2 separate regions of the Homo sapiens genome follow, and region 1 is linked to region 2. Evidence: chromatin loops called from intact Hi-C (ENCODE). Cell type or tissue: B cell. All regions are shown on one strand. Links, peaks and the distances in the headings refer to the core of each region. The heading gives the core; the rest is flanking DNA.

Region 1 (15,105 bases), core at 4,386-8,385, 130 kb after region 2:
ACTAGCTTGTCCAAGGCCAAGATAAGGTGAGAGGCAGAGTCAGGATTTGAACCTGGGTCTGTGTGGTGGCCAAGCTTGTGTCCTTTCGACTACACCTGGCACTCAGGGGTAAATGAAGGAGTGGACGATGGTGATGGGGAGCGGGATAAGGTGTCCGAGAAAGAGGCAAGGGCAAAGGCACCTCTGTCCCATTGCTTCCAGGTAGTAACACCAGAAATGGAGGTGGAACCTGGGGCTGAGCTACCAAGTCACACAGAGTTCGGCTAAGCCTCTGGGAGCCTGGTCTCCCAGTGTCTCTTAGACTGAGGACTTACAGGTGCCTGCTCTGTAGACAACAGGTGTCAGGCCAGCAGCTCAGCTGCTGCCAGAATCCGGAGGGTCGTGCTAATTCCCAGGTTCTTCGGTGCCCTCCAGTTAAAGGGACCCACAGAAGATTCCAGGTCAGAAACAGGAGGTGTTAGCACCAGGGAGCTGCATGGGAGGTGGTTCCTGTAGCAGAGAGAGCACTGACTCCAGAGTCCAAAAAACAGACTAAGAATCCCAGCTCCATCAATTATTGCTGACTGACTTTGCCCAGTTACTTCACCTGTCTGAGCCTCAGTCTCCTTGTCTGGAAAATGGGGATAATAAGACACTCCTCATATGGTTGCTCAGAAAGCCAAATGAGTTAACTTTGTAGCAGACTGAGAACAGGGCCTGCCTCTCCAGCTGGAGCCTGGCATAAGGAGAGCAGTTGGTAAATGTTAGGCTAGAAGGCCTATTGTTCCTCCATTGCCATGGAACCTTTGCTGCTTCAGCTTCTCTCCCACATAATAGTTTGCTCTGCGTGTTTCCCAGGGCTGTTGGAAGGATCAAATGTGATAGAGGATGGAGGAGACACCTGTCAAATCCTGTCTGAAGGGAGAAAGCTGAAGGAAGTTGTGTTGCCTTTGTGTCTCCATTTGGACCACACTGGGCCCAGGCCAAGGGACTCAATAAACACCTAAAAAGGAGCAAAAGGTCCATAGGCTTGAGAGATGATGATGATGACAACAATGATGGTGGCTATGATGATGACGCTGACGGTGATGGTGATGATGGTGGTGATGATGGTAATAATGATAGTGATGATGGTGGTGATGGTGATGATGATGATGGTGGTGATGGTGGTAAGGGTGGTGATGATAATGGTGATAATGATGATGATGGTGATGATGGGAATGATGGTGATGATGGTGATGATGACAGTGATGATGATGATGGTGATGATGGGGATGATGATGACAGTGATGATGGTGATGATGGTGATGGTGATGATGATGATAGTGATGATGGGGAAGATGATGACAGTGATGGTGGTGATGATGACGATAGCGATGATGGGGATGATGACAGTGATGATTGTGATGATGGTGATGATGATGATGGTGATGATGGGGATGATGATCACAGTGATGATGGTGATGGTGATGATGATGATGGTGATGACGGGGATGATGATGAGAGTGATGATGGTGATGATGGTGATGATGATGGTGATGATGACGGTGATGATTATGGTGATGAAGGCAATGGTGATGATGAGGATGATGGTGATAGTGATGGTAATGATGGTGATGATGACATTAGAAAGAGGGATGCAGTCCAAGCCTTAAGAAGACAACAGGGCATCATAAAAAAAGATCAAAGGATAGTTGTTCAAACACCCAGATATCTTTAAGTCCAGGCTCTGCCTCTAACTAGTCAAGTGACTTTGGGCAAGTTGTGGAATATCTCTGAGTGTCAGTTCTGCCACCTGTAAAACCGAAACAAGAACCCTGCCCTGCATGCTTCACAGGTAGCCTCCATGGGGATCACAAGCATTTTCATACACACAGGCAGCTGTGGTTACTGCTGCTGTATCCGAGAGCAGATCCTAGCCCAGGCAGCTGTTGCTATCAGTCAGACTTAGTTCAAGCTCTGTTATTTCCTTGCTCAGGTGTTGTCAGCCTCAGTTTTCTCATCTACAAATGACTCTAATAATGCTTCTCCACGTAGGGTTGTGGTCTGGCTAAAATGGGTCCATGTAATTACAGGGATCCACCCAGTGCCTGCAAAGAGTGGGGGCTCCATAAATGGTCTTCATTGTGATTGCAAGCCTCTGGTCCACTCCAGCTCTTTCTCTCCTGGCTGCCCACTCAGCTTGGCCCAACCTGGTTGATCACAGTCATCATAGTTCCCTGCAAAAATATTCTGTGGTGCATTCTCAAGGACTAGATGAGGTCACAAAGGGCTGCCCTGTATGGTTGTGTAGGTTGCTTACTGTGCAAGGGCACTCAGCTGAGGAAATAGCTTGTGCCTTTCCTTTCAAAACTGAGAGCTTTCCCTCAAAGCTGAGAGCTTTAAAGACGGCTGCCTCTGCCTGGGAAAGGAACCTTTCTTTTATTTGCATAAAAACAACACATGGGCTGGAAGGCACCTGAATCACCCGTGGTGGGATTAAACCAGCTTGGAAATGTAGACTCGGATGGGTCTCAGAGAGCACCCAACATTCTTGTTGGACAGAGGAAGAAACTGACCACTATTTATTCATTCATCCAACTTTTACTGCCCACTGATTGACAAGTACCACCTCTCCTCTCAAGAGGGCGAGGACCCCATGACAGATTATTACATGCTTTTCAAACCTATTTGGATATTGATTCTGGACATCAAGAGTTTATATAGGAAGCTCTGGCCAGATGCAGTGGCTCACACCTGTAATTTCAACACATTGGGAGGCAGAGGCAGGAAGCTCGCTTGAGCCCAGGAGTTTGAGACCAGCCTGGGCAACATAGCAAGACCCTGTCTCTACAAAAAATTTAAAAATTAGCCGGGTGTGATGGTGCATGCCTGTAATCCTAGGTATTTAGGAGCCTGAGGTGGGAGGATCGCTTGAGCCCAGCAGGTTGAGGCTGTAGTGAGCCATGATCACAACACTGCACTCCAGTGTGAACTACAGAGCAAGACCCTGTCTCCAAAAAAAAAAGAAAAAAAAAAGAGTTTACATAGCAAGTTCAGAGAGTAAAAGATGATGCATTATCCAAATCTATTGGAACCCCAAGTTTCAGATATGAGTAGCAAGAGTTCAGACAGTGAGGGTTGAATCCAAAAGCAAAAGATTTCTGTAAGGCAGCTCCATGGAGCACAGAAGAGAGAGCAACCAAGACTTCCCAGAGGCAGTGATGCTTGATTCCAGAAGGAAAGCTAGGAGCCTGCTGGCAATCCAGAGATGAGCAGCCCCTCAGGCACAGGCTCCAGCATGTGCAAAGACCTAGGGTACAGAGAGCCTGGCAAGCTCAGGGAACTACAAGTCAGTGTCTTTGGCTGGAGCATAAAGGAGGGGAGGAAGAATGCCGGGCAATGAGGGTCAGAGACGTTAAGTGGCCCATTCAAGGGTCACACAGCAAACTTCTGTTTAGTTGGGATTAGAACCCAGGCTCCTGACTGAATTGGGGCTTGCTTGGATCATCGGGCTCAGTGGGTGGGGGGAGGGGCAGCAAGAGGCAGAAATGGTCAGATGCACCGGGGGCAGGGTGTGGCTGGTTCAGCTGTGCTCCTGTTGATCTTTGGCCTGGTGGGGCACCCCTCCTCCCATGTCATTGCCAGTCTGCCTTCAGGGATGTTTGGTGAGGCCTTGAATGCCAGATGAGGTGCCAGCCTGTTCCGGCTATCTGCCCTCTGTACTGACTGGCACCTGACCCAGTGCCCCAGTCCAGCTGAGCTTATGCAGCTGGTGACCCATTGACCTCTGATGAAGTTCAAGGCTGGCACAGATGCCCAGGCCTGCCAAGGCAAGAGACTCAGTTAGAGGCTGTGTAGTCTGGGATGGTGCATTCAGCAGGAAAGAATGAGCCTGTCATGAGCATGTGTTGAACTTGGTCAAGCCACAAACCGTCTCTTTTTTTTTTTTTTTTTGAGACAGAGTCTCACTCTGTCGCCCAGGCTAGAGGGCAGTGGCGCAATCTTGGCTCACTGCAAGCTCCGCCTCCAGGGTTCATGCCATTCTGCTGCCTCAGCCTCCCGAGTAGCTGGGACTACAGGCGCCTGCCATTATGCCCAGCTAATTTTTTCTATTTTTAGTAGAGACAGGGTTTCACCCCGTTAGCCAGGGTGGTCTCGATCTCATGACCTTGCGATCTGCCTGCCTCGGCCTCCCAAAGTGCTGGGATTACAGGCGTGAGCCACCATGCCCAGCCCCATCTCTTTGTCTACAAAACAGGAAGGCTGGGCCACATGACCTCTATGGTATCGCCAACTTCAATCTTCTGGCCAGTGCTTCTCAAACTTTGGCTTGCATCAGAATCACCAGGAGGGCTGGTTAAAACCAGGTGGCCTGGCCTCACTCCCAAAGCTTCAGGTTCACCGGCTTAGAGTGAGGCCTGAGATTCTGCATTTCCAAGTCCCAGATGATGCTGATGCTGCTGGTCCAGGGACCACACTTTGAGAATTACTGCTCTAGCAACCCTGGGTGCACATTAGAATTACTTAGGGGAGCTTTAAACCGTATGGTGATGAAACCCAACTCCAGAGCAATTAAATCAGCATCTCTGAGTGGGGAGCCTGGGTTTTGGTATCTTTTAAAAGCTCCCCTAGGTGATTCTAATGCGCCGCCAGCATTAGGAACTGCTGTTCTAGAAAAGCAGCCTGACGTGTGCTTTTTTTCCTATTGGAATAATTTCTCTTGGACCCCAGCTCAGCCTCTCATTAGCTGCCTGGTTTTGAACAGTCTCCCTGAACCTCAGTTTCCCCTTCTGTAAGTGGGGCTGTTAGGAGGACTAAGTGAAACTCTGCTTCACTGTGTCTGTCCACCCTTCCCTGTGTCCAAGGAGAGCTTGTACGTTTCTTCTGCTCTGAGACTGTTTGGCTGAACACAATTCAATAAGCATTTATTAAAAACTTATAATGTGTGAGATGCTGCCCTTAATGATGTGAGAATAAAAGGATGAATCAGGCTCGGTCCCCACTCAAAAGAGCTCACATGCTAATGGGGGTGACGAGGCATGTGTCCAAAATATGAAGCAGGAAGTAACACCGGCTACGGAGGAAGTAATCATGGTGAAGGCCATTATGTGTGAAGCACTTCGCAGTTTATTTTAATCCTCCCAACAACTCCACGAGGCAGCTACTATTGTAACACCCACTTTTACAGGCCAAGAAACTGAGGCTTAAAGAGAGGACCAGTTACCCACAGCACAAGAGCCAGGCTTTGGTGCTGTGGGAGCCCAGAGGAGGAGATTCACACCATTAGAAAGGCTGGGAGTAAGTTTTGTGGGGAGAAGTGTGGACACAGTGCTTTGAAGAATGTGTAGGAGTTTGATGGGTAAATACAGAGAAAAGGGTATCCCTGATAAGAAACCAGCATACACAAGCTCAGAGGAGGGATAGCTTCTCTTCTTTAGAGACCCGGAAGTGATTTGATTTTGCTGGAATGGAGGTTGAGTGCAGGGCATGGTGGGAATCACGTCCTGGTTGGAGGCCTTGTTCGCTAGGATAAGGAATTTAGATTTTTAGACTTTATATCTTTTTTTTTTTTTTGAGACAGAGTCTTGCTCCGTCGCCCAGGCTAGAGCACAGTGACACGATCTCGGCTCACTGCAACCTCTGCCTCCTGGATACAAGCAATTCTCATGTCCCAGCCTCCCGAGTAGCTGGAATTATAGGCGCACACCACCACGCCTGGGTAGTTTTTATATTTTTAGTATAAAATTATTATATTTTATATTTTTAGTAGTAGGGTTTTGCTATGTTGGCCAGGCTGGTCTCAAACTATTGGCCTCAAGTGATCCTCCCATCTTGGCCTCCCAAAGTGCTGGGATTATAGGCGTGAGCCACCACACCCAGCCCAAGATTTTATATCTTAAGCAATGGGGAGCCCTTGAAAACTCTTGAGCAGGAGGTGGCAGTTTTAGAACAGGGCTAAAATGGTCACAGGTTATATGGGAGAGAGAGGGTGACAGGGAGCCCAGGGACGAAGGGGGCAGCTATGACAAAGGGTCTGATGAGGGATGATAAAGCAAGTGGGTGGGGAGGGGGGAAGGGGAAAATAGGCACATGTGAGAAGTGTGCTGTTGCTACACAAAGCTTCCTTGGGCATCAGTTGATCCCTTATGTGTATTTGCTTATTGACTGAGCCCTACCATACCAGGAGTGGGGGAGGGCAGGAGCAGAAGACAGAGGCTGGGGCAAGTGGACCTCCCAGGGTTCTCACTCCACATGCAGCTCCCCTCGCGACTGGGATATGGTCAGTGGGACATGACCCATTCTGTTGAACAACTCTGCAGAAGCAGGGAGCAATTGGTTCTTGGGCCGTCTGCTACATTTCCGTGATGGAGGTGGCAGAGCTGGCCCAGCGACCTGAGTCTTCCTGACCCCAGCCTTCCAGGTGAAGCGTGCCACCCTGCTCACCTCCCACTGCCAAGTTCACTGCCAGCTCAAGGCTCACAGCCTGTGTGTGTCATGCCCAGCACAAACCCTCCCGGGCTGAAGCCAGTTCCCAGAGGCAAAGTCTGGATGTGGAAAATGCACCAGGCTGCAATCCTGCCACTTGCCACCAGGTGACTTTGGGCACATCCCCTTAGCCCCTCTGTGGCCTAAATTGGGGCATTAAACACAATCAGGTAGTACAGGTACTGCACCCTCCACCCCCACCTGCCCCATCCTCTCTGGTTAACTTTCCTGGAGAATCTCAAGATGTTACAGAGACAAGCAAAGCAAGTCACTTTCCATATTCAAAGTCCCAGGCCATTTTAGTACTTCTGTCATTCTGTGGACCCATCAATATCATACCCATTTTAGAGATGGCACAACCAGGACCCAGAGACTTTTCATGACGGCCCAGGGTCAGATATCTAGGTAGTTACGGAGACAGGACTTGAACGCCAGTCTCTCAGCCAATGGAGCTGACCCCTCAGGTGCCCTCCCAGACCCCTGCGTCCTCTCATGAGGTAGGGAGGCCAGATCTGGGTTGGGGGTGAGGCTGGCAGACATCCCTGAGGTCCAGGGATCTGGAACTGAGGGACACAGACACAGCATCCCATCCCTTTGCTGTATCACACAACGAGAACATTCTCTTTTAAGCCTCCTGATATGTGAAGGAGAAAGTCTCTGTTAGGTGCTAATGGGTATTTAACACCTCTCCAAACCTTGCCAATCTCCCTTTTTCACTGAGGGCACACATCTCAAGCCTTGGCAGGCCACGGTTTCCAGCTGGAATTTAATAACCTTGCTTTGTTTTCACTGTGCTTATTTTAACTCTTACTTTCTATTTATGGCAAGTGATACTGATTTCCCATTTAAGGCAGTGATATAATGATTCTCTAAAAAAACGTGTTTAAGGGGTGGGGAAAGTGGATCTGATATTTTAAAAAATATATTAAGTAATAAGTGGTGTGGAGATATGGCCCAGTGAGAAGGCCCGATGTCTGGCCTAGGTCAAGCCCCTCATTTAAAGGTGGGGAGGGAGAATGCAGGCAGGAGACGCAATGCTCAAGGCACCTGGTGTGTCCCCGTCGGCCGTGGTCTCTGAGACTCGCATGCCTCGAAGACCTCTGGCTACTAAGCCTAGGTGACTCCCCGCCCCTCTGGGCGACACGTGCATGGCCCATGTGCCAGTCCGCAGGGTCCCGTGGGCACCGTGAGCTCGGGAGGGAGGCGGCGGCTGGGACAGGCAGGTTGGACACCTGGGAGGGCACCCGGGGACTTCCGCGAAGGAGGAGGGCGCTGGAACCGTGGCGCGCTCGACCTGGCCGGGCGCAAGCCGCTGGAGACCCCGGCCGAGTGGGCAGGCGGCCGGACCCCATGCGGGTCACCTGCGGCCAGGCCGGGCGTGCGTGTGAGCGCGTGCGCAGACGTCAGCCTCCGAGGCCCGGGCCGCCTTCTGGGCAAGGTGCGCGCGCCCAGCGGCCCCGGCCCCACGCGCCCGGACACGCGGAACCGCAGACCGCGGCGCCCCGGAGGCCGCGAAAGGGATGGGCGGGGCCGGGCCGCGGGACCCGCCTCCCATTGGCCGGGCGCCGGGGCGAGGCGGGGCGCCGGGGTGGGGCGGGGCGAGCGGGCTCTGGGGGGCAGACGCTGGCGCTGGGCGGCGGGAGGCGCGGCTCGCGGGGGGCCGAAGGAGCAGGTGGGCGACGCTCGCAGGGGCGCGGGAGGGTGCCGCTGGGACCGTCATCAGGAGCCTGGGGTTCTGCCACCTTTCGGAGGGATCAGCGACCTCTTCGCCCTGCGGGTGACAGTGGGGCATCTGCCTGCGAGAGGGGGAAGGAGGGAGAACCCAGGGCCACACACAAAGTTCTCCTCATCTGGGGACAGGAGGAGGTGAAGGAGGAGGAGCCGGGTTGATGCTAACTTGGAGCTGCGAAACCTTGGGGCGGCGTTCAAGGCCCCCTCCCACACGCGCGCAGAGCAGAGCGCCCTGCTCCTCCTTCAGCTGCTGGCGTCGCCGCGCGGGGAGAAAGAAGCCGTCCCTCCGGCGCTGGGAGAGCTGCAGAGCCGCGGGCAGAGAAGGAGGCCGCGGCCGAGCCCGGCAGCCCGATACCCCCCATCCGAGCGACCCCCTTTGGGGCAGGCGGAGAAGGTGGCATAGGCGACCAGGAGGGTTCGCCCACCTGGGACACGCACCCACAGTCACCTCCAAAGGACCCCCCCTCCCCAAGTCTCTAGGAGCTGCTCCTTCATCACTGGAGTCGCCCCTACCTCTCTGCCCCCAGCCCGAGAGCCCCAGGCGGGGACCCCCGGATCGGACGTCCCCAAGCCTCCGGGCACCTGGCTCAGCAGGAGGCCCCCGGCTCGGGGCAGGGCAGGGCCGGCGGCGGCGAGCCGGAGCCCGCCCCCTGCCCGGGCCCCGCCGAGCCCTCGGAGCCCACCCATGGGGCACCTGCCCCTTGCGCCTCCTTGCCCGGCCGCGCCCAGCCCGGCGTCCCGAGCAGCGCAGGGGAGGATCCCCGCGCAGTGACCCGGGAGCCACCACAGACTCTGGGAGGCTCGGCGGCTGGAGCAGCAGGCAGCTCCCCGCAGCTCCCGGCGCTTCCAGGCAGCTCTCTGAGCCGTGCCAGAGGCCCGGCCCGCCATTCCCAGGTAGGAGACGCCCCAACAGAGCTGGGCATCTGGGGGAAGTGGAGCAGCCGGGAAGAAAGGGTAGAGGCTTGGAGGAGGAAAGCTCAGTGATTCCTTAGATGACCAGAGAAAGTGAAATTGATTGAGCACCTACTATGTGCCGGGATCGTCTGGCAACTTTGCATACCTAGAGAGAATTAAATTCGTTGAGCACCTACTGTATGTGTCAAACTGAGTGCTATACCCTTGACTTAATCCCAGGAAAGAAAGATTTATTGAGCTTCTACTATGTGCTAGTTTTGGTGCCACAGGCTTTGCATTTAAAGAGCTAGAGTAATAGCCCATTTAAATAGGAGGAAACGGGGGCTCAGGGAAGACGAGTCAACTACCACAAACACTCCTGTCCCTCTTCTGGAGCTGGCTGCAGCCTGCATTACCTGGAGGTGGGGAAGGAAGATTAAGAAGCTCCTTCGTTATCCAGAGTTCTTGAGCTTTTTCTGGGTTGGTGCAGAGTGAGTTTCCTGGATGATTCCCTTCCCAGGAGGGGTTTCCTGTAACTTAGCTGTCTTGGAGGGCCCGGAAGGCAGCTCTGGAGGCCTCTCTGTGCCCTCCCCTCCCCTTGTCCCCAGCACCAGGAGGATGACAGGGGATGTTGTCCAAGACCTCATGGAAGGTGGGAAGCCAGGCTGGGAGGGAGCAGCCAGGTCAGGAGCCAGTGAATCAAGCCTCCTGTGGTGTCAGAGACAAGATGGGGTCCCTGCAAGACCTGCGCCTGCATTCCAGTCCAGCCTCACCAGGCTGCTCTAGGCAGCCCCACGACTGCCAAGATAAAGTGCCACGAAGAAAAGAACCCAGCATGTGTTCAGGTTTGCTGCGGGTCAAGAGCTGGGTCAGCCTCCAGACTTATTGGAAACCCAGGGCCACACAGGGGGTTTATGTCTTACCATTAACAGAGGAATAACCTGAGCCCCAGGAAGCCAAGTCATTTGCCCAGGGCTGCCGGGCTGGTGAGAGGCAGAGTTGGCCTGCCAGAAGTGGATGCCTGCCTACCTTCTACCACCTGAGCTGCCAAGGGTGGTGGGGTTGGCTTTGCCAAGCTCCCGGACTCTCAGAGTGGCAGCTGGAAGCCAGTGATGGCAATGTGCGTGTCCAAAGAGGCTGAGTGTGCACTGATGGAGGAGGCATGGGGGTGTGGAGGAGGGGCAGTGCAGTGAAACAGGCTCTGGGGCATACACCGGGAGGACACGTCCAGACTCTTGTCCTGCTGCCTGTGCCCGTGTGACCCCTTCATCTTTCAGGCAGGCCCTGGGAGAGAGGCTCAAGGGAGAAGTGGTGAATCCACAGGTGCACTTGCTCAGAGGTGGCTGGCAGGGTTAGGGGAGAATCCTGGGAGGTGCCTGCCCCCTTTCCGCTCCGCTGCCTGCAGGGAGAGAGGGAGTGAGAATATAGTATGTCTCGGCGTCATCCCCCCGCCTGATGCCAGCTGAGGCTTCACTGAGACAGACAGTGTTTTGGAAAAGACCAGTTTTGGCTGGGGGTGGGTTTTCATAGAGTTAAGAGCCCAGACTTTGAAGCCAAACAGCCTGGTTCTGATCCCAGCCCAGCTAGTCATCTGCTGTGTGAACTGGGGCAAGTGACTTAACCTCTCTGAGCATCAGTGTCCCCATCAGTCAAGTGGGCTGATGGATGCCTTCCTGGCTGTGGTTACTGTGCCCCCAGGATGGCGTCCCCTCATCTCTGCTCTGGGAACTTTCTGGCTTCCACCTGTCCTCAGAATGGCCCTGTGATGGGGTCAGTAGTCACAGTATGTGCATTCAGATACCTGTGCCGCTAGGGGGTCTCCGTTGAATTTCCTGCCTCTCTGAGCCTCCTCTCTCTGATTCCTTACTTCCCCTCTCTGATTCCCTGCCTCCTCTCTCTGACTTCCTGAAATCCATTCAGTCACTGATATTGGACTCTAAATTCCCAAAGGGCTCTTCAAACTCATCCCTGTCTGCTCCTCGCTGTATGAGGTCAGCCTGGCTGAGGATGGAGAAGGGAGAACAGGCTGCAGAGGAGAGATGTGCCTACGAGGGTGCCCATGGTGCCACCTCTGGGGGAAGAGAGGGAAGAAAGATGTGGAGGCAGGAGGCGGAGCCCACAGAGGCACTGTCCCCTGGCGTCCAGGTGTCCAGATGTCTCACACAGCCCCACGTGGCTCAGGCCATGTGAAGAATCAGTCTTCTCTCAGAGATAAAAACCACAGAGGATTTTTTTTCTCTTTTTCCCCACCCTGATTCCCTGTCTCTTATTTCTGACTCCTTGCCTCCTCTATCTGTCACCTTGCCTCCTCTCTCTGACTCTTTGCCTCCTCTCTGACTCCCTGCCTCCTCTCTCTGTCTCCCTGCCTCCTCTGTCTGACTCCCTGCCTCCCCTCTCTGTCTCACTGCCTCCTCTCTCTGACTCTCTGCCTCCTCTCTCTGACTCCCTGCCTCCTCTCTCTGATTCCCTGCCTCTTTGACCCTCTGCCTCCTCTCTTTGACTCCCTGCCTCCTCTCTCCGATTCTCTGCGTCTTTGACTCCCTGCCTCCTCTCTCTGACTCCCTGAAGCTCATTCAGTCATTGCTATCAACTCGTCTGTACCAAGCTCTAGGCTGGAGGCTGGGCAGGGCAATGATGGAGACAAATACTGTCCCTGGGAGCTTCTGGCCCCTTTCCCATCCTGTTTAGACAGAAGTGACCGCCAGCAGAGTCAAGCTGTCTGCAGAAGGACTTGGGGAGGGGGCTGTCATGGGGTAGGGCTTCTTTCCCCCCATCTCTGCTGAAGGCCCAGGCTGGCTGAGACAGCCCCGGCAGAGACTGAGAAGGGCTCCCTGCTGTGGTCTGGCAGCCCCCTCTCCACCCTCCTCTCTCTCATTTCCTGCCTCCCACACGTATGCCCTGGGCACCTCATCAGGGCTGCCCTAGGGGAGGGCCCTCCTTGGCACAGCCCCTGGGCCAGTCAGGTGGTTGAGGCTGAGGAGAGAAGGTCCCAGAGTGGGGCTTCAGGCAAACCCAAAGACAGAGCCCTTTGCCATTTGATGAATGCACAGACCCTTTATTGAGCCCCTGCTCTGTTCATGGCATGGCAGTTTTGTGGGATAAATTCAAAGACAGCTTTAGGTGGGAGCTGGGTGGGGGATGTGGGGGTCTTAGGCTTGAACTACTACCCAGCCTCCTTTGTTAACCAAGTAGCTAGTCACGTAGCCTTCTGAGCTCGGGGCAGACCACCTGGGATCAAACCTCTCCTCTGCTGGTTACTGGCTGTGCAACTGTAAGCAAGTAATTTAACCTCTCTGTGCCTCAGTTTCCTCATCTGTAAATTGGAGAATAACACCACCTGCTTTCTGGGGTTATGAAGGGAGAAATAGGTTAACATGTGTGCAGCACTTAGAACACTCTGGCATATTTTAGCTGCAAAATGAATGCCAGCTATGATTATTTCTATACTTAGTGCGGGGCTTGGCACACTGCATGGGCTCAAGTGGCAGCAGTTGTCGTCCTTGTGGCTCCAGGCCTGGGGTCCGCCGTGTGCTGAGCTGGCTTATTGTGCACGTCCCTTTGTGATTCATTCATCGAAGTCACATTAGTAGCTTAGAAGTGACCGTAGTGGGAGCATTTACGCCATGGAAATTGGCAATAGGGCTTTTAACAAAGGTATTTTTGAGAGCCGGTTTCCTGCACAGAGGCTGGTAGTTGGGCAGGGTGAGCAGATCCAGATGTGTGCCAGGGACTCGCACGCAGGCAATCTCTCCACCTCCAGTGGCCATCTCAGACCTTAGCTTCATGATAGCCAGGAAGCGATGGTGTTGGAAAGCGCCTTGGGTCAATGGGCGAGGCACTCAAGGAAACCGACTTGGGGCATCCTGGGGTGGGGACCGAGTTTGGGCACATACAGCCCTTTGTGTGAATTTAAAAACAGTGCCTTTTCCTCTACACAAGATGCCCTTTCGTCTGGGATACAGCCCCCACCTCTGGGATGCAGCCCCCACTTGCCCACCCAGCCATGCGCCTTGTGCAGTATCCAACCTGCACAACCTGTGGCAGCCTGTGGAAGACCTAGGGGATTGATATTTCAGCAGGCCTGTGCCCATTTGCAGTTCAGGGGCTGGAAAGCTCTCCTCTGGAGAGGGGAGGGATTCCTGCAAGGGTGAGGAGATCAGAGAGGCCTTCAGAGAGCAGGTGGCACTTGAGCCAGACCCTGAAACATAAGGGGAAGAGGGTGTTCTGCAGAGGGGTGGCATGAGCAAAGGAGTGGAGGCTGATCTCAGCAGAGCTCAAACTGACGAGGGTGACTGGGGTCAGGGGTTCTGGGGCGGGGATTCTGGTGGGCGCTAAGGTAGGAAAGGAGGGAGGGCTGGGCTGTGAAGAGCCTTTGGGGTGAGCCTGGTGGAGCCTGCGGGTTTGCTTATACAAGAGCTTGGATCCATGTCGGCCTCTTTCATGAGGTCAAGAGGCTCCCATAGAAAGCTCTGGGTTTGCCCCAGAACCATAACCCTTGGAGTTGGGAGGGAAGCTTGAGCCAGCCATGGGTCGTTCCCCATTCCACATCCTCTACTCCGGGCCTCTGGGTCTCCTGGAGGCAAGTAAACACCTAGGGCCTGGGAGGCAAAAATATCCGGGCAGGTCATGGAGCGGAGGGAGCCCGCCAGATGCAGAGCACAGGTCTAAAGGTGGGTCCTCCTGAGGTGGCTGCAGGAGCAACCCCAGGCATTGGGCTTGGAGCATGCGGTGTGGACATAGCCTTCCCTTCTTCCCAGGAGGGCTGAATGGCCACAGAACCACCCCCTGCCCCAGGCTTAAGAAATGCATGCTAGTGCCTTCCCCATGTCTTATCCTAGAATCACAGGCTCCGGGAAAGCCAGATGGATGAACCAGGGAAAGAACGGATTCTCACCATAGATACCATTTTTGAGATTTCACCATGTGCTGAGCCCTTTGCAACAACTCTATGAATTGGGCTCATTTTGCAGATGAGAAAAGTGACTTCTAGAGAGGTTAAGCTACTAGCCCAAGATCAGTAGCTAGAGGCAAGGCAAGGATTCAAATCCCAGGAGTCCGGTGCTTGCATAAATGAAAGGATGAATGAACGGATATTGAGTGAGTGAGTGGATGAAGGAAGGAGTAAAGGAGAGGGCATGAATGAATGAGAGGGTAGAACTCCAAGACCCCTTAGAACCTCGTCTGATGTTCCCATTTTACAGACAGAAAACTGAGTCCTAGACAGAGGCCTAGAGGAGGCCAAGAGGTGGTGGGGCCAGGTCGGGGGGGCCCTGATGCCTGCTTCTCTCGCTTTGTTGCAGCCCCGAGCCATGATGAAGACTTTGTCCAGCGGGAACTGCACGCTCAGTGTGCCCGCCAAAAACTCATACCGCATGGTGGTGCTGGGTGCCTCTCGGGTGGGCAAGAGCTCCATCGTGTCTCGCTTCCTCAATGGCCGCTTTGAGGACCAGTACACACCCACCATCGAGGACTTCCACCGTAAGGTATACAACATCCGCGGCGACATGTACCAGCTCGACATCCTGGATACCTCTGGCAACCACCCCTTCCCCGCCATGCGCAGGCTGTCCATCCTCACAGGTGAGGCCCACTGGTGCCTGGGCTGGGGCGGCAGGGCCAGGGCATGGGTGCGGAGTGTGCTGGGCACTTGGCAGTTTGCATAGACTTGCATAGCCATCGTCTGAGACAGGCGTCATCCCTGCACAATGAGGCTCAGAGAGGTTTTGCCATGTGCTGGAAATAGTGATGAAGTCGGGGGCCCCGATTCCATTCTGTTAGACTCCAGATCGATTACTCATGGCTGTCGGGGCCGCCTTCCAGATCAGGAGCTGATACCAGCATGCCCCAGGGATATTCCTTTCTAGGGAACAGAATGATGCCCTGGCTGCTGCTTTCCTTCTCCGGAAGATGACCCACCAGAGCTCCAGGGCCCAAGGTCAGTCCACGGGGCTCAGGTCTCCCACACCCCAGGCCTTTGCCACCTCCTAGAGAGGTAAGGGCAGGACCCAGGCAGTGATCACCAAAGGGAAGGGG
Region 2 (15,105 bases), core at 6,858-10,857:
CGCTTTGGGAGGCTGATGCCAATGGATCATTTGACCCCAGGAGTTCAAGACCTGGCTGGGCAACATAGTGAAACCCAGGCTCTATTTAAAAAAAAACAGTCTGACTAGAGGTTGATAAGGCAGATGTGTTTTCTGCTGCCTTGGTGCCTCCAGTTTTTTTGTTGTTTTGTTTTTTGTTTTTTTTTTTTTGAGATGGAGTCTCGCTCTGTCACCCAGGTTTGAGTACAGTGGCGTGATCTTGGCTCACTGCAACTGCTGCCTGCCGGGTTCAAGTGATTCTCCTGCCTCAGTCCCCCAAGTAGCTAGGATTACAGGCATCCGCCACCACACCCGGCTAGGTTTTTTTTTTTGTATTTTTAGTAGAGATGGGGTTTCTCCATGTTGGTGAGGCTGGTACCTTTTTGGTTTTTTTTTTTGAGACAGAGTCTCAGTCTGTCGCCCAGGCTGGAGTGCCCTGGCGAGATCTCTGGTCACTGCAGCCTCCACCTCTGGGGTTCAGGCATTCTCATGCCTCAGTAGCTGGGACTACAGGCGTATGCTACCATGCCCGGCTAATCTTCGTATTTTTAGTAGAGACTGGGTGTTGCCATGTGGCCCAGGCTGGTGTTGAACTCCTGGCCTCAAGTAATCCACCCTCCTCAGCTTCCTAAAGTGTTGGGATTACAGGCATGAGCCACCTCACTGGGCCCCAAGTTTGAGCTGTGTGCATTGTTCTTTTCCAAGAGAAGTTAAAGGCTCTGCGGAGTCCTTCAGTGACAGAACTGGTTTGTTGTTTTGTGCACGCTGGCCTGGGTGTTGAAACATCCTTTGACTGTCTTGTGGACCCCTTCCATGGAGCTTTCTTTAGGGCATGCCTGTGCCAGCAGTGAGTAGCCTCTGCAGGGTTAAATAATGGAATGATCTGGAATTAGATGTGTGTTTGGGAAGAGGAATGGTGAGGTCATGGTGGCTGTGGTGTGGGCAGATTCAGGGGTGCAGGCACACCTCAGCCAGTGTTGGTTTCCTCTTCTTTGCACCCTTCCTGCCCCACCCTGCTATGTGCCCACTCCAGGGATGAACTCAAGCGGCATTACAACCTGGGGGAGTACTGGATTGAGGTGGAGATGGAGGATCTGGCCAGCTTTGATGAGGACCTGGCCGACTACTTGTACAAGCAGCCAGCCGAGCACCTGCAGCTGGTGAGTGGGACCCCATCCCTGAGCTTCCCAGGGCTGCTCTGCCCCAGTTACTAATAGCCTGTGCCCTTCCCTTTCTCCAGCTGGAGGAAGCTGCCAAGGAGGTAGCTGATGAGGTGACCCGGCCCCGGCCTTCTGGGGAGGAGGTGCTCCAGGACATCCAGGTCATGCTCAAGTCGGACGCCAGCCCTTCCAGCATTCGTAGCCTGAAGGTGGGTCGGAGGGCAGTGGCTGCTGCATGGTGCAGAGGGCTTTGGATGCAGCCAGACCTGAGTGCTAGCTGTGTGGCCTTGAGTGAGGCACTTGACCTTTCTGAACCTGTCTCCTCCTGGAGACAAAAGGATCGTTTGTTGTTTTTTGCTTTTTGTTATGAAAAATTACACACCCAAAAGCAGAGAGTAGTATAATGAATCCCATAAAGCTTCACCCAGATTTAATAATTAACATTTTGTGTTGTTTCCTATTTTGTCCTTTTTCTTTTTTGCTAAAGAATTTTAAAGTAAATTCATGCACAGTGGCTCATGCCTCTAATCTTAGCACTTTGGGAGGCCGAGGGAGGAAGATTGCTTGATACCGGGAGTTTGAGACCCTGGCTCTCCAAAAAACAAAACAAAAAAAAAACAAAAAAAACAAAGCTAGGTATGCTGGCATATGCCTATAGTCCAGGCTACTTGGAAGGCTGAAGTGGGAGGATCAAGGGGCCTAGGAATTTGAGGTTACAGTGAGCTCTGATTGTGCCTCTCAGCACTTTAGCCTGGGTGACAGAGCAAGACCCTGTCTCTAAAAATAAAAAATAAATTACAGACATGACACTTTATCCCGAAAAAAAAAAGTTTTCTTACATAGTCTCATTAGCACCTCAACTGAAACATCAAAGATCTCTTAGTATCATTGAATATACAGTCTAGATTCAGATTGACCAAATTACCTCACATGACTCTTACAGCTCGTGTGTCTCAGCCAGGACCAGGCATTGTACTGGATTGTTGTTTAAATCTCTTTTAATCCAGGACAGCTTCCTTTACTCTGGGTGTAAGTTCTTTCACAGATACATTATTGATTTGCTAAAGAAGCAGGAGCCATTATCCTGTAGAATGTGCTGCCTTTTAGATTTATCTGAAGGCCTCCTTGGGGTGGTTACAACATACCCCTTCCCCCCCGTGATTTTTGGAAGCTGGAAGTTAGATGCAAAGGCCTGACTGTGTTTCGATTTCACATACCGGGCAAGAACGCTTATGGGTGGTATTGGATCCCTCATTGCATCCCTCCATCCACTATGCTGAGACTGACCAGGTGCTAGGTTGAGGTGGTGATGGTCACTTTATTGTAATGATGCAGGCATGGAGTCTTGAATTCCGCCTCCCCAGCCTCGCTTCTGCTTCCCACAGCCTCTTCCTGCTTTCTTTGAGAGCCCCAGCAAAACTTCTGCTCATGTCTGGTTCTCTCGTTCAGCCGGAGGAGGGCATTGAGAAACGGAGACAAGGTGGAGAGAGATTGTCCCAGTCCTGTACACTAGTGGCTCAGGAGCTTTGTGAAGGGCAAGGGCTGGCCATAGGAAGGAGTGGATCGGCTGAGAATTTATGTTTTACTTTTTATTATGGATAATTCAAACATTAGAATATAAAGAGAATCGTATAACGAATCCTCTTGTACTCATCACCCAGCTTAATAATTAGCAACTAGAGGCCAATTTTTTTTTTTTTTTTTTTTTGAGATGGAGTTTTTGCTCTTGTTGCCCAGGCTGGAGTGCAGTGGCACGATCTCAGCTCACTGCAACTTCCGCCTCATGGGTTCAAGTGATTCTCCTGCCTCAGCCCCCCAAGTGGTTGGAATTACAGGCACACACCACCACGCCCGGCTAATTTTTAGTAGAGATGGGGTTTCACCATGTTGGCCAGGCTGGTCTCGAACTCCTGACCTCAGGTGATCCATAGATGCCAAATCTTGTTTCATCTGTGGCCCTGGAGTTCTTTTGAAACAAGTCCCATACATCATATAATTTGATCTGGAACTATTTCTCCATGTATCTCTAAAAGATGAATCTCTTTTTTTTTGAGACGGAGTTTGACTCTGTCGCCCAGGATGGAGTGCAGTGGCATGATCTCAGCTCACTGTAACCCCTGCTTCCCCGGTTCAAGCAATTCTCCGGCCTCAGCCTCCCGAGTAGCTGGGATTACAGGCATATGCCATCACACCTGGCTAATTTTTGTATTTTTAGTAGAGACGGGGATTCACCATGTTGGCCAGGCTGGTCTCGAACTCCCGATCTCAAGTGATCCGTCCGCCTCGGCCTTCCAAAGTGTCGGTATTACAGGCGTGATCCACTGCACCCAGCCTTTGAAGAGTCATTTTTAAAGGCATAGCTACAATAACATCACACTTAAAAATTAACATTACGGCCGGGCGCGGTGGCTCATGCCTGTAATCCCAGCATTTTGGGAGGCCGAGGCCAGTGAATTGCCTGAGGTCAAGAGTTCGAGACCAGCCTGGCCAACATAGTGAAACCCCGTCTCTACTAAAAATACAAAAAGTTAGCTGGACATGGTGGCAGTTACCTGTAATCCCAGCTACTTGGGAGGCTGAGGCAGGAGAATCGCTTGAACCCGGGAGGCGGAGGTTGCAGTAAGCCGAGATCCTGCCATTGCACTCCAGCCTTGGCGACACAGCAAGACTCTGTCTCAAAAAAAAAAAAAGAAAAAAGAAAAAATATTACTGCCTTATTGTCCGGTGTGGGAATAGTCATTAAGATGGGGAAACTGAGGCTCAAAGAGAAGTGACCCAGACAGAAGACCACACAGCAGGTTTTGACAGAACTTGAACTAGAATGTGGGCCCCTGCCTCCCAGGTTTGTTCTGTGTTGTACTCTACAGGTCCAAGGATGTCGCCATCAGAGCTGGGGTCAGGTCTCTCTCCTGGCACCTGCCACTTTGTAGTGAAATGTGCTTAGTGTATCTCTTGCCCTGCCACCTCCCCCCCCAATTGTGCTGCGAGGTCTTTAAAAGCAGGAGCTGTGCCTGAGGCTCCTCTGAACCCCAGGGTCCAGATAGCCTGGCACTGGGTGGATGCTCTGGAAGCATTTTTTGAGCGGAACAGAAGAGCTGTGGCCCTCCCTGCAGCTCTGTGCCCACCTCCTCCAGGCTCCTGCCCAGGATATTTACTGGCATATCTCAGATGCGTCCTGGCTCCCCTTAACCAACAAGCTTCCCGATGGCTCTATTACAGTCGGACATGATGTCACACCTGGTGAAGATCCCTGGCATCATCATCGCGGCCTCTGCGGTCCGTGCCAAGGCCACCCGCATCTCTATCCAGTGCCGCAGCTGCCGCAACACCCTCACCAACATTGCCATGCGCCCTGGCCTCGAGGGCTATGCCCTGCCCAGGAAGTGCAACACGTGAGTCTGTGGCCCAGAGGGACTGTGGGAGGTGACCTGAGTGAAGATCAGAAAGGATGAGAACAAGTAGCAAGCACTGCCTGCAGCTGCTTCTAGAGATCCACTGGGATGGGCTGGGCAGGGGTGTGCCCTTAGGATTGGCACAGATCTGATGCCCTGTGGCTCTGAGACACCATGAACAGGGTCCCTCTACATTGGTGACTTCTGTCTCACCAGGATACCCAGACAGCGTTGTAGGGAACCCAGGGTTGGGAGGGAAAAGCAGTCCAGGGTAATGAGTCTACTTGGAATCTTCTGAAGCAAACTATGGTTTGCTCACTAGGCCAGATCTAGCCTGCTGACCCTATGGCCCAGGAACACGTTCGTTCATTTAAGTATTGCCCACAGCTGGTTTCGCACTACAAAGGCAGGGTATGTGGCCTCTTGGCTGGCAGAACCTGGAATGCACATCCTCCGGCCCTTTCTAGAAAATGTTTGCTGCCCCCAGTCTGAAGGAACCCCACCCTCTTCACTGGCTGCTCTTTCTTGGCTCCTTCGCTGGTGCCTCCTCAGCTTCCCATCCACCTGTGGCACAGCTGCCTCATTCCATGCTGTTGACATCTCTCACTTGGAGAGGCACGCTACCTCCTCCCTGATCCCCCGCGTCCACCCTCCACCCCCTCAGTCTGTTTTCCACCCAGCAGCCAGGTGTCCCTTGACACTCAGGTGGTCCAGTCATTTACTTCTTAGTCAAGTCCTGCACAGCCCACCACGATCTGCTCCTGGCTTCCCCAGGCCTCGCTGCCCCTCCTCTCTCCAGGCCCGGCCTCACTGCCTCCTTCCTGTTTCTGGAATACACTGACTACCCCCAGTCTCACTGCCTTTGACCTTGCTGTTTCCTCTACTGGGAGTGCTGTTCCTCAAGCTACCATAGTCTGTGTCCTCACTTCTTCAGGCTTCTCTTCACATGTCCCCTTACCAGGGGCATCTTGCCCAACCCTTCATCTTCAGTTTGGTGTGCACGTACCTCGTCTCTCCCACACCTGCCTACTTTTTTACTTTTCTTCACAGCATGTAGCTGTCACTCTTTAATATGATTGTTTGCTTGTATGTCTTTTCAGCCTCCCTTGATAGGAACTTAGGCTCCACAAGAGCAGGGACCTTTTTGTTCAGTGCTGTGCCCCCTGCACCTGGAATAGTGTCAGACACATAGTAGGTTTTGCTATGATGTTTACTTCTTTATGTTGCTATAATATCTATTGAATAATGACATAATTACCTAGGGATACGTAGAGGCTTAGACCCTCAGAATGGTCTAGAACTGCCTAGAATCCCACTGGAAAAGATCTTGGGATTTGAGTGGGGCTTTAGTAAGAGAATTGATGAACTAGCTCTTCACCCATGAGGACACCATGATCCTGCAAGAAGACCGAGTGTGACCTGTCTGCCTCCTCTCAGCAAGTTAATGGAAGGACCCAGCCTCAAGCAGTTCCCTTGACTCTTAATCCAGTGCTAGGTCCGTCAGTGTTGCCTTCCTTTCTTACCTCCAGGCAGCGTTGCCTGCCTGGCTTATCTCCAGCTTATTCTGGAGACCCCCATAAATTGCCGCTGGCAACGTCTCCTTGCTGGCTCCTGGGATGAATGAGCCCTGCCTTTGGATTCTCCAGGTAGCTTTGGTGACTCTTTTCCCTTACCTTGTACAGAGATCAGGCTGGGCGCCCCAAATGCCCATTGGACCCGTACTTCATCATGCCCGACAAATGCAAATGCGTGGACTTCCAGACCCTGAAGCTGCAGGAGCTGCCTGATGCAGTCCCCCACGGGGAGATGCCCAGACACATGCAGCTCTACTGCGACAGGTGAGGCAGACGGGCTGGGAGGTGGGCATCTACGACGGTGGATGTCCCAGCTGTGGCCCTAACCCGAGTGTTGGGAGTGGGTCATCTGGAGCAGGGTGAGTAGGGTGGAGAAGGTGGCCAGTTGCAGAGCACCTGCTCTGTGCCTAATGCTTCCATAAGTTCCTCTCATCTCGTCTTTCCATAATCTGCAGGGGCATGTCAGCCCCATTTTGCAGATGAGGAAATGTAACTTGGAGAGATTAAATGACTTCCTGTGTGGAGGAGAGCCGGGCTTTCAGCCTATGTGCATTGCTTTCCAAAGTCTGTGTTCTTCTTAGGATAAGAGGCCCAGGATGCACAGCTAGATAACCAATAGCTGGCAAAGCCTCTTCCCAGCCTGACACCCCACCTCCTACCCCAGGCTTTCTTTTTTTTTTTGAGACGGAGTCTGGCTCTGTAGCCCAGGCTGGAGTGCAGTGGCGCGATCTCGGCTCACTGCAAGCTCCACCTCCTGGGTTAATGCCATTCTCCGGCCTCAGCCTCCCGAGTAGCTGGGACTACAGGCGCCCTCCACCATGCCCAGCTAATTTTTTGTATTTTTTAGTAGAGATGAGGTTTCACCTTGTTAGCCAGGATGGTCTCGATCTCCTGACCTCATGATCCGCCCGCCTTGGCCTCCCAGAGTGCGTGGATTACAGGCGTGAGCTACTGCGCCCAGCGTACCCCAGGCTTTCTGTTAAGATCCTGCTGAACAGCCACGGTGGCTCATGCCTGTAATCCCAGCACTTGGAGCGGCTGAGACAGGAGGATTGCTTGAGGCCAGGAGTTCAAGACCAGCCTGGGCAACATACTGAGACCCTGTATCTAAAAAAAAAAAATTTATTAGCTGGGTGTTGGGGCAGACACCTATAATCCCAGCTACTTGGGAGGCTGAGGTGGGAGAATCACTTGACCCCAGAAGGTTGAGGTTGCAGTGAGCTGTGATTACACCACTCCACTCTAGCCTGGGTGACAGAGCGAGACCCTGTCTCAAAAAGGAAAACAAAAAAGATTCTACTGAGGGGGAGAGGGTACTGAGCTTGGGCCCCTCATAGTAACCTGGGTGGAAGGTTTTGAGATCTTTGATTAGGGTTCTAACCTGGGCTTGCATATCCTGAAATTGCATGCAGATGTTCTGAGGAGAGCGGATCTGTAGCTTCTGTTAACTTCATTAGTGGCAACAGAGTATGTAGGGGTCAGGCTCTTGCTCCCTGGGCAAGTTATGTGACTTTGTCAAGCTTCAGTTTCCTCATCAGTAAAATGGGGATAAGGACAGTCCTTAATCTCTCAGAGGGCTGCTTGAAAATGCATGTGGTGTTTAGCACAATTCCTTCATGCAGATTACGTAATCAGGATGTATGATTTTCCAAGCAGTTCATGAATCCTGAAAACTTACGAAGTGGGTATGGGAAGAGGGGAGTTGGAGGCTCATGGAGTGACGGTGATGGTCTTTTCTGGAGCTGTGATGCCTGATGGTATAAAGCACTTCTATGTCTGCTGCCTCACCTGACTCCACAACATGAGAGGCAGGCCACTTCGTCATCCCCCTAGGCTCAGAGGTGCAATGACTTCGTTGAGGTCACACAGCGACTAAGTGTCCCTCCACACCACCCTGTCTCTGACTGGGGGACTTGGAGACTTCCCTGTTTCAACATCTCATTTTGAAAACAGGAAATGAAAACCCAGAGGCAAAATGAGCTCACAGAGCCATGAAGAGGCAAAAAGGGCGAGTGGCCCCTCAAGGAGGCTGGGGGGCGTGAAGAGGAAGTCTTGCCCTGAGAGGCTAAAGGGCACCACACAGTGAGCTGACAGCAGACACGTGGAGATGGGGCTTTTGGAGGGCTCTGTGGGCTGGCACTAAGCCTCCTAAACCAGCGTACAAATGAGTTAGCGAGTTCAGCGAGAGTCAGGCCACCACCTGCCTTTCTGTTTGGCTGTCACTGTGGGCAACACCATCCTCCAAGCAGCTGAGCATGGGCTGAGTGACGTGGGGAGAGAGGCCGTTCTCTGGGCTCCGTGGGGCTGGAGCCAGCTCAGCATGTGGTGCCTGTGGCAAAAATGCTGCAGTGGACCCTGCGTGTCCTGGGCATGGGTGGAATCAGAGACTTGCTGTCCAAGTCAGAATCTCAGCTTTTCTCCTTTCTCCTCTACCCTCCTCTCAGGTACCTGTGTGACAAGGTCGTCCCTGGGAACAGGGTTACCATCATGGGCATCTACTCCATCAAGAAGTTTGGCCTGACTACCAGCAGGGGCCGTGACAGGGTGGGCGTGGGCATCCGAAGCTCCTACATCCGTGTCCTGGGCATCCAGGTGGACACAGATGGCTCTGGTGAGTTGGCTTTGGGGTCCTGGCTTAGCCCTGCTAAAAGGCTGTGCTTGCATACTTCTGGTAACAGGCAGCTCGTTACTTCATGAGGTAGCCCAGGATGTCCTTGTGTTGCTCATATCATTAGAACGTTCATTTTTATATTAAGTGATCCCTGGAACTTCCACACATTGGTCCTAGCTGTGGCTCCTGGGCTGAGGGTGTTTGCCTAAGTGCAGGATTAAGGCAGAAGGACTGAGGTCAAATCACTGGGGAATTACTGAAAGCCAAGTCTTCACTTCTGTGACAGGAAATACAAGAGAAGTGAAACGCAGGGTTCCAGGCAGGCAGCCGCCTAGTGTCTAGTTGGAGAAATAAGAAAACTGTGAGACCGCTGGGGACATGTGGGTAAAGTGGTGGCTGTTGTGGGTCACGCAGTTCCAAGGAGGTGCTAAAGGAGGTCTGAGAAGGAGGAGGTCGGGGCTGGGCCTTGGGGAAGGTTTTCTGGGAGGAGGTTAATCTGAGCTGGGCTTTGAAGAGTGGTGGATGTGGAAGAACTTCCAGGCGGGAGGGGATGGCAGGAGCAGGTGAAAACCCCGGCCTGGGCAAGGTACTGAGTGGCTGGAGGGCCGAGTGGGAGTCTAGGGGATGAGGGGCCAGGTGGTGTAAGAGGCCTTGAGTGCCGAGATGGGGAGCTCCTGCTTACACCTGAGGGCAGCAGGGGCCACTGAGGGTTTTCAGGTTTGTTTCAGCCCTCTGGCTGCAGTGAATTGATTCAGAGGGGTGGCTTCCCCAGGGCTCAGTCCATGGCCCACCCCACATTTACACAAACTACCTAGATTATTACAACTTTAAAACCACTGACAGGTAAGTAGCTCTCACATTTCCATTTCTAGCCTGGGCTTCTCCCCACGTTCCAGACTTTAATAACCAACTGCTGATTTGACATGTTCACTTACATATCTGAAAGGCATCTCGAACTTTACATGGCTGAAGCTAAGCTCCCCTTTCCCCACCCTCAGACTGGCTCCTCTCAGTCTTCCCATCTTCACCCTTTCAGTTGCTCAGACAAAAACCCCCAAGTCACCCTTGGTGCTCTTTTCTCTCATCCCCCACATCTAATCACTCAGGAACTCTGGCCAGCTCCACCTTTAAAACGTGTCCAGGATCTGACCACTTCTCATCCTCCCCACCTGCTCTGAGCCCTTGTCAGCCCTCCCTGGATCACCGTTGATCCTCCCCAGTGTTCGTCTCCACCTTGCCCTACCTTCTCTGTTCTGCAGCAGCCAGTGAGCGATGCTGTCATGACCAAGACACTATATCACTCCTCGGCTGAAAGGGGAGACCTTCCAGTGGTTTCCAAGGTCCTATGCCATCTGGCCCTCTGTTTGCTCAGAACCCTTCTCCCCACTTCCCCTCACCCTTTGGACCCTGGAACACACCAGGCCCATTCCTGAGGGCTTGAGAGCTGGGATCTCTGTTTACTCAGATAGGTTGTGCTGTCCTGGCCCTAAGGGCCCTAAGGGCTCTGCCTTCTGGGAGGTCCCTGAGCTGGTGCCAGGATGGGCAGTGGGCTGGAAGAGCTCCCTTGTACTCACTCATGCGCCTGCTTTGCCTACCAAGGCCGCAGCTTTGCTGGGGCCGTGAGCCCCCAGGAGGAGGAGGAGTTCCGTCGCCTGGCTGCCCTCCCAAATGTCTATGAGGTCATCTCCAAGAGCATCGCCCCCTCCATCTTTGGGGGCACAGACATGAAGAAGGCCATTGCCTGCCTGCTCTTTGGGGGCTCCCGAAAGAGGTAGGGGCTTGAGTTCCCTTGGGTTTGGGGAGGCGGCTGATGATGGGGCTCACAGTAGGATAATTACTGGATAATCAGGACTGGGCACTCTTTTTTGTATTTCCTGGGCCCCTCAGTCTGCCAGGCACCTTTGCCAGCCCCCAAGCTTGCCATCAGCTGGCTAGTGGCTGATCTGCGCACCTGTCTCAGCGATGCCCTGACCCTGGCAAGGGGGAGACTGGGGGCCTGGCAAGTGCAGTGGGAGAGCACTGAGCTTAGGGTCGTGTAGGTACCAGGACTTAAATCTCAGCACTGAGCTTGGGGTCAGTAGCAGGGATATTATTAGCAGCTGCCATTTACTGTGTTCTTCCTATGCACAGCCATTCTTTGTTTTTTTTTTTTGAGACAGTCTCACTCTGTTGCCCAGGCTGGAGTGCAGTGGTGTGATCTCGGCTCACTGCAAGCTCCGCCTCTTGGGTTCACACCATTCTCCTGCCTCAGCCTCCCGAGTAGCTGGGACTACAGGCGCCTGCCACCATGCCCAGCTAATTTTTTTTGTATTTTTAGTAGAGACAGGGTTTCACCGTGTTAGCCAGGATGGTCTCGATCTCCTGACCTCGTGATCCGCCCGCCTCGGCCTCCCAAAGTGCTGGGATTACAGGCGTGAGCCACCGCACCCGGCCGCACAGGCATTCTTCTAAGTGCTTTATGTGTCTGAAGCCCAGTCATTCCTCACAGTAACCTGTTAACGCAGCTGTTGTGCCCATTTTATAGATGAGGGAATTGAGGCATAGAGAGTTAAAGGGACTTGCTCCCCAGCACATGCAGGGGAGCCAGGAGCCTGCTGTCATGGTGCTTGTTCTGCCGCACCGTGCACAGCCCACAGGCAGCTCTCTGTCCTTTTCTTTCAAGCTGGGAGGAACGTTGCTCAGATGCTGGGTGTACCCGAGCACAGCCATAAGAGCCATTTCCTTTAACCCTCCTCTTCTGGGAGGCAAGCTCTGTCCTCATTGCTAGGCAAGACCTACCATGGTTTGGGAACTACAGAGCTGGGTAGGAACATGGGTCTCAGGCCACAGCCACTACCTTCTTACCAACTCTGAGGCCCATGATAGTTGGGGGAGTCAACTGCCAGCCCACCAATCTGGTGACTGGATGTCACATGCGATGCCCTCATGGATTCTCACCTTGTCCATCTACCCTTCGTCCCCCAGGCTCCCTGATGGACTTACTCGCCGAGGAGACATCAACCTGCTGATGCTAGGGGACCCTGGGACAGCCAAGTCCCAGCTTCTGAAGTTTGTGGAGAAGTGTTCTCCCATTGGGGTGAGTGGCCTGGGATACCTTTGCCACCTTGGCTTGCAGGGAGGAAGGCTGCAGGGCAGGGCCTCTGGGTCCTCAGGACACCTGTGGTGGGCTGGCTCACCCGGAATCTCTTCCTCCTTTCTCTTGGCTGCGGTCAGGATGGCCGAGGAGATGGGAGGAAGAAGGGAGCCAACAGGTGTATGTAGGTTTGGGGCAGGGGGCGAGTACACTGTACTGAGAGTCAGGATGGGGTTTGGGTCTCACCCTGGCCAGAAATTGGCTGTGGGCTTTGAGTAAGTCACCCAATCTCCCTGAGCGTCAGTTTATCCATTTGCTAAATAATGATATTGTTATCATTAATAGCTAAAATCTGGCTGGGCATGGTGGTTCATCCCTGTAATACCAGCGCTTTGGGAGGCCGAGGTGGGCGGATTGCTTGAGCTCAGGAGTTTGAGACCAGCCTGGACAACATGGTGAAACCCTGTCTTTACCAAAAATACAAAATAACTAGCCAGGCGTGATATGCACCTGTGGTCCCAGCTGCTTGGGAGGCTGAGGTGGGAGGATCACTTAAGCCCAGAACGGGGAGGTTGCAGTGAGCCAAGATTGTGCCACTGCACTCCAGCCTGGGTGACAGAGTGAGACCATGTTTCAAATAATAATAATAAATAATAATAATAATAATAATAGCTAAAATGAAGGGCCAGACACTGCTTGAAGTACTTTGCATATATTTACTTAGTCTTCACCTCAACTGTGTGGCAGGTACTATTACCCCTGTGTTAGGGGTGAGAAAACTCAGGTACAGAATGGGTAAGTGTCTTGGCCCAGGTCTCACTGCTGGTAAGCATTAGAGCAGGATGTGATTGAACCCAAGTGTCTGATGAGCTGGGTCCTCTGCTGCGTTGTTGAATGGGTCTGCGGGGATCAGAGCCAGAGAAGGTCTGACATGATCCGAGTGGCGGGGTTGTATAGGGCGAGATGGTGGTCTTTGGATAGATAGGAAGTGTGCCAAATTTGCCACACTGGCACTGTCCAGTAGAAATAGTGAACTGCACATGCGACCCATGTATGTCTTCTCAGATTGTCTAACAGCCACATTAAAAAGTAGCTGGGTGCGGTTGTGTGCATACCTGTAGTCCCAGCTACTTGGGAGGCTGAGGTGGGAGGATCACTTGAGCCCAGGAGTTTGAGACCAGCTTGGGCAACATAGCAAGACCCCGTTTCAATTTAAAAGGAAGAAGGGGAAAGAAAAAAGGAAAAACAGGTGAAGTTACTTCTGTTTAACTCGCTATATCTAAAATCTCATTTCAACATGTTGTTTGATATGTAGATTATTGAGATACTTTACATTCTTAGGAGCTCTGAGTCTTTGAAATCGTGCGTATTTTGCACGATTAAGGACATCTCAGTTAGGACTTTCCCAATTTCAGGGGCTCTATGGCAGTATGTGGCGTGTAGGTCTATATAGAGACGACAAGGGACTCACGATGGGGGCAGGCTTTCCCTGGGAGTCAGGAGTCCTCATCCTAGCCCTGAGGCTAACTCCTCTTCTCTGGGCCTCAGTTTGCTCATCTGTGAGTTGGGCCTCACAAGACTGTGTCACAGGGCTGTGGTGAGGCTTAGGTGAGCCATGGATGTGATGCCCTCAGCGGGGAGAACATCTGGGCACACCGAGGCCCAGGGCAGCATCCCCTTCCAGAGGGAGACGCACTGAGTTGGAGCCTTGAGTCCTATTCTGTACCCTGCAGCCAGCTTTGATGTGTGACCTTGGGCAAATCACAACCTCAGTGGGTCTTTTTGTCTTATGGGGGTCAAAGCATGGAGTTGTTATTGGGCCCTGACACCACCCCACTGCCCCAGGTATACACGTCTGGGAAAGGCAGCAGCGCAGCTGGACTGACAGCCTCGGTGATGAGGGACCCTTCGTCCCGGAATTTCATCATGGAGGGCGGAGCCATGGTCCTGGCCGATGGTGGGGTCGTCTGTATTGACGAGTTTGACAAGGTGAGTCTGATGAGGTGGGTAGTAGCCAAAAGGTGGGTGGCACCAGGGTATGTGACTTCCTGTGCTCAGCCAGCAGAAATCACCTCTGACTTGGGAGACATGTTTTCAATCCCTGGGCCGGTCACTCTAGTAACTGTGGGAAGCTGCTTAACCTCTTCAAGCCTCAGTTCCCATATCTGAAGAGTGGGGAGAAGAAAGGCAAGCCCACACAGTTGTTCCCATGATTAGAGGTGACCTGGTTGCTGCCATTGGCCTTGCGTGGAGCTGGTATTCAGGAGTGAGGGCTGCTGTTAGTTTTCCTGTTTCTACTGCTCCCTGCTCCCTCACTTCAGTAGGTCTGATGATATTTCTCTCTTCCCCACTTAGATGCGAGAAGATGACCGTGTGGCAATCCACGAAGCCATGGAGCAGCAGACCATCTCTATCGCCAAGGTGAGTGGCCCTCCATGGAGAGCCCAGCCTGCAGCAGCCCAGCGTGGCCCAACCGTCCTCAGGCTGCCCTGATTGGGACCAAGTTCTCTTTGCCCAGGCCTAGAATCTGTGTGTGTGTGTGTGTGTGTGTGTGTGTGTGTGTGTGTGTGTGTGTGTGTGTGTGTGTGTAAACGTGTATATAAGAAGGCATCTTTGCCATCTCCTCCCCCTTTTCGTCGTCTGTCGCCTGTTAGGCTGGGATCACCACCACCCTGAACTCCCGCTGCTCCGTCCTGGCTGCTGCCAACTCAGTGTTCGGCCGCTGGGATGAGACGAAGGGGGAGGACAACATTGACTTCATGCCCACCATCTTGTCGCGCTTCGACATGATCTTCATCGTCAAGGATGAGCACAATGAGGAGAGGGATGTGGTACGTCCAGGGGCAGGGCTGGTGGCCATGGGACCTGCCTCCAGGCAGGCTTGTGATTGTGTGGGAAGGAGAATGGAGAACAAGGGCCTTGGCTGGCAAAGTCCTGACTGTCAGGCTGTGAAATTGGGGAGCACGTGAGAGGGCGGTTGTTGTGGACTGCAGAGGATTGAAGCAGGGTCTGGAGTCCTGTGGCCTGCTCTGCCTCTGCCGTGAGTGATAAGCTGTGTGATTTGGGCTAAATCAGTTTCTCCCTGGGCCTCAGTCCCTTATATATGAAACAGAGGAGTTGACATTGGGTTATGAGTAATAGAACCTCAGTTCTGGTTAGTAAATTTTTCAAAGAAAAAAACATAGTGGTTTATAGAATTGGTAAGTCCGGCGGCTTAAGGCCCAGGTAGATCTGGATTCTCAAACAACTGTCTCTGCCTTTCTGTTCTGCTTCCCTT

What was found. Peaks named below come from ENCODE experiments on the same cell type or tissue, not always from the same donor. Only the 100,000 strongest peaks of a DNase experiment are listed, where the experiment ranks them.
Region 1: a loop joins it to region 2, with 9 times the contacts of the local background. A loop is called at or near these places in 1 of 110 quality-filtered maps.

What each region holds. Positions count from the first base shown.
Region 1 is chr22:35,532,429-35,547,533 of GRCh38, forward strand. It overlaps RASD2 (RASD family member 2), which reads left to right and starts at 8,403. Exons shown (of 3, transcript NM_014310.4): 1 at 8,403-9,072; 2 at 14,373-14,652. The coding sequence starts at 14,382. RefSeq lists enhancers at 7,065-7,627, 7,628-8,190, 8,191-8,753 and a silencer at 7,875-8,094. In B cell, for the core only: CTCF peaks have their summits at 6,561 and 6,761; DNase peaks (open chromatin) are centred at 6,613 and 7,993; H3K4me3 peaks cover 808 bases; H3K27me3 peaks cover 1,641 bases.
Region 2 is chr22:35,402,156-35,417,260 of GRCh38, forward strand. It overlaps MCM5 (minichromosome maintenance complex component 5), which reads left to right. Exons shown (of 17, transcript NM_006739.4): 3 at 1,052-1,178; 4 at 1,259-1,387; 5 at 4,398-4,570; 6 at 6,253-6,408; 7 at 8,589-8,755; 8 at 10,355-10,526; 9 at 11,720-11,831; 10 at 13,674-13,817; 11 at 14,184-14,249; 12 at 14,483-14,659. Among named protein-coding and RNA genes, the nearest start is that of MCM5, 9.6 kb to the left of the region's middle. RefSeq lists enhancers at 7,904-7,963, 8,054-8,273, 8,354-8,493. In B cell, for the core only: a CTCF peak has its summit at 9,060; DNase peaks (open chromatin) are centred at 8,216 and 9,056; H3K4me3 peaks cover 1,417 bases; H3K27ac peaks cover 3,750 bases.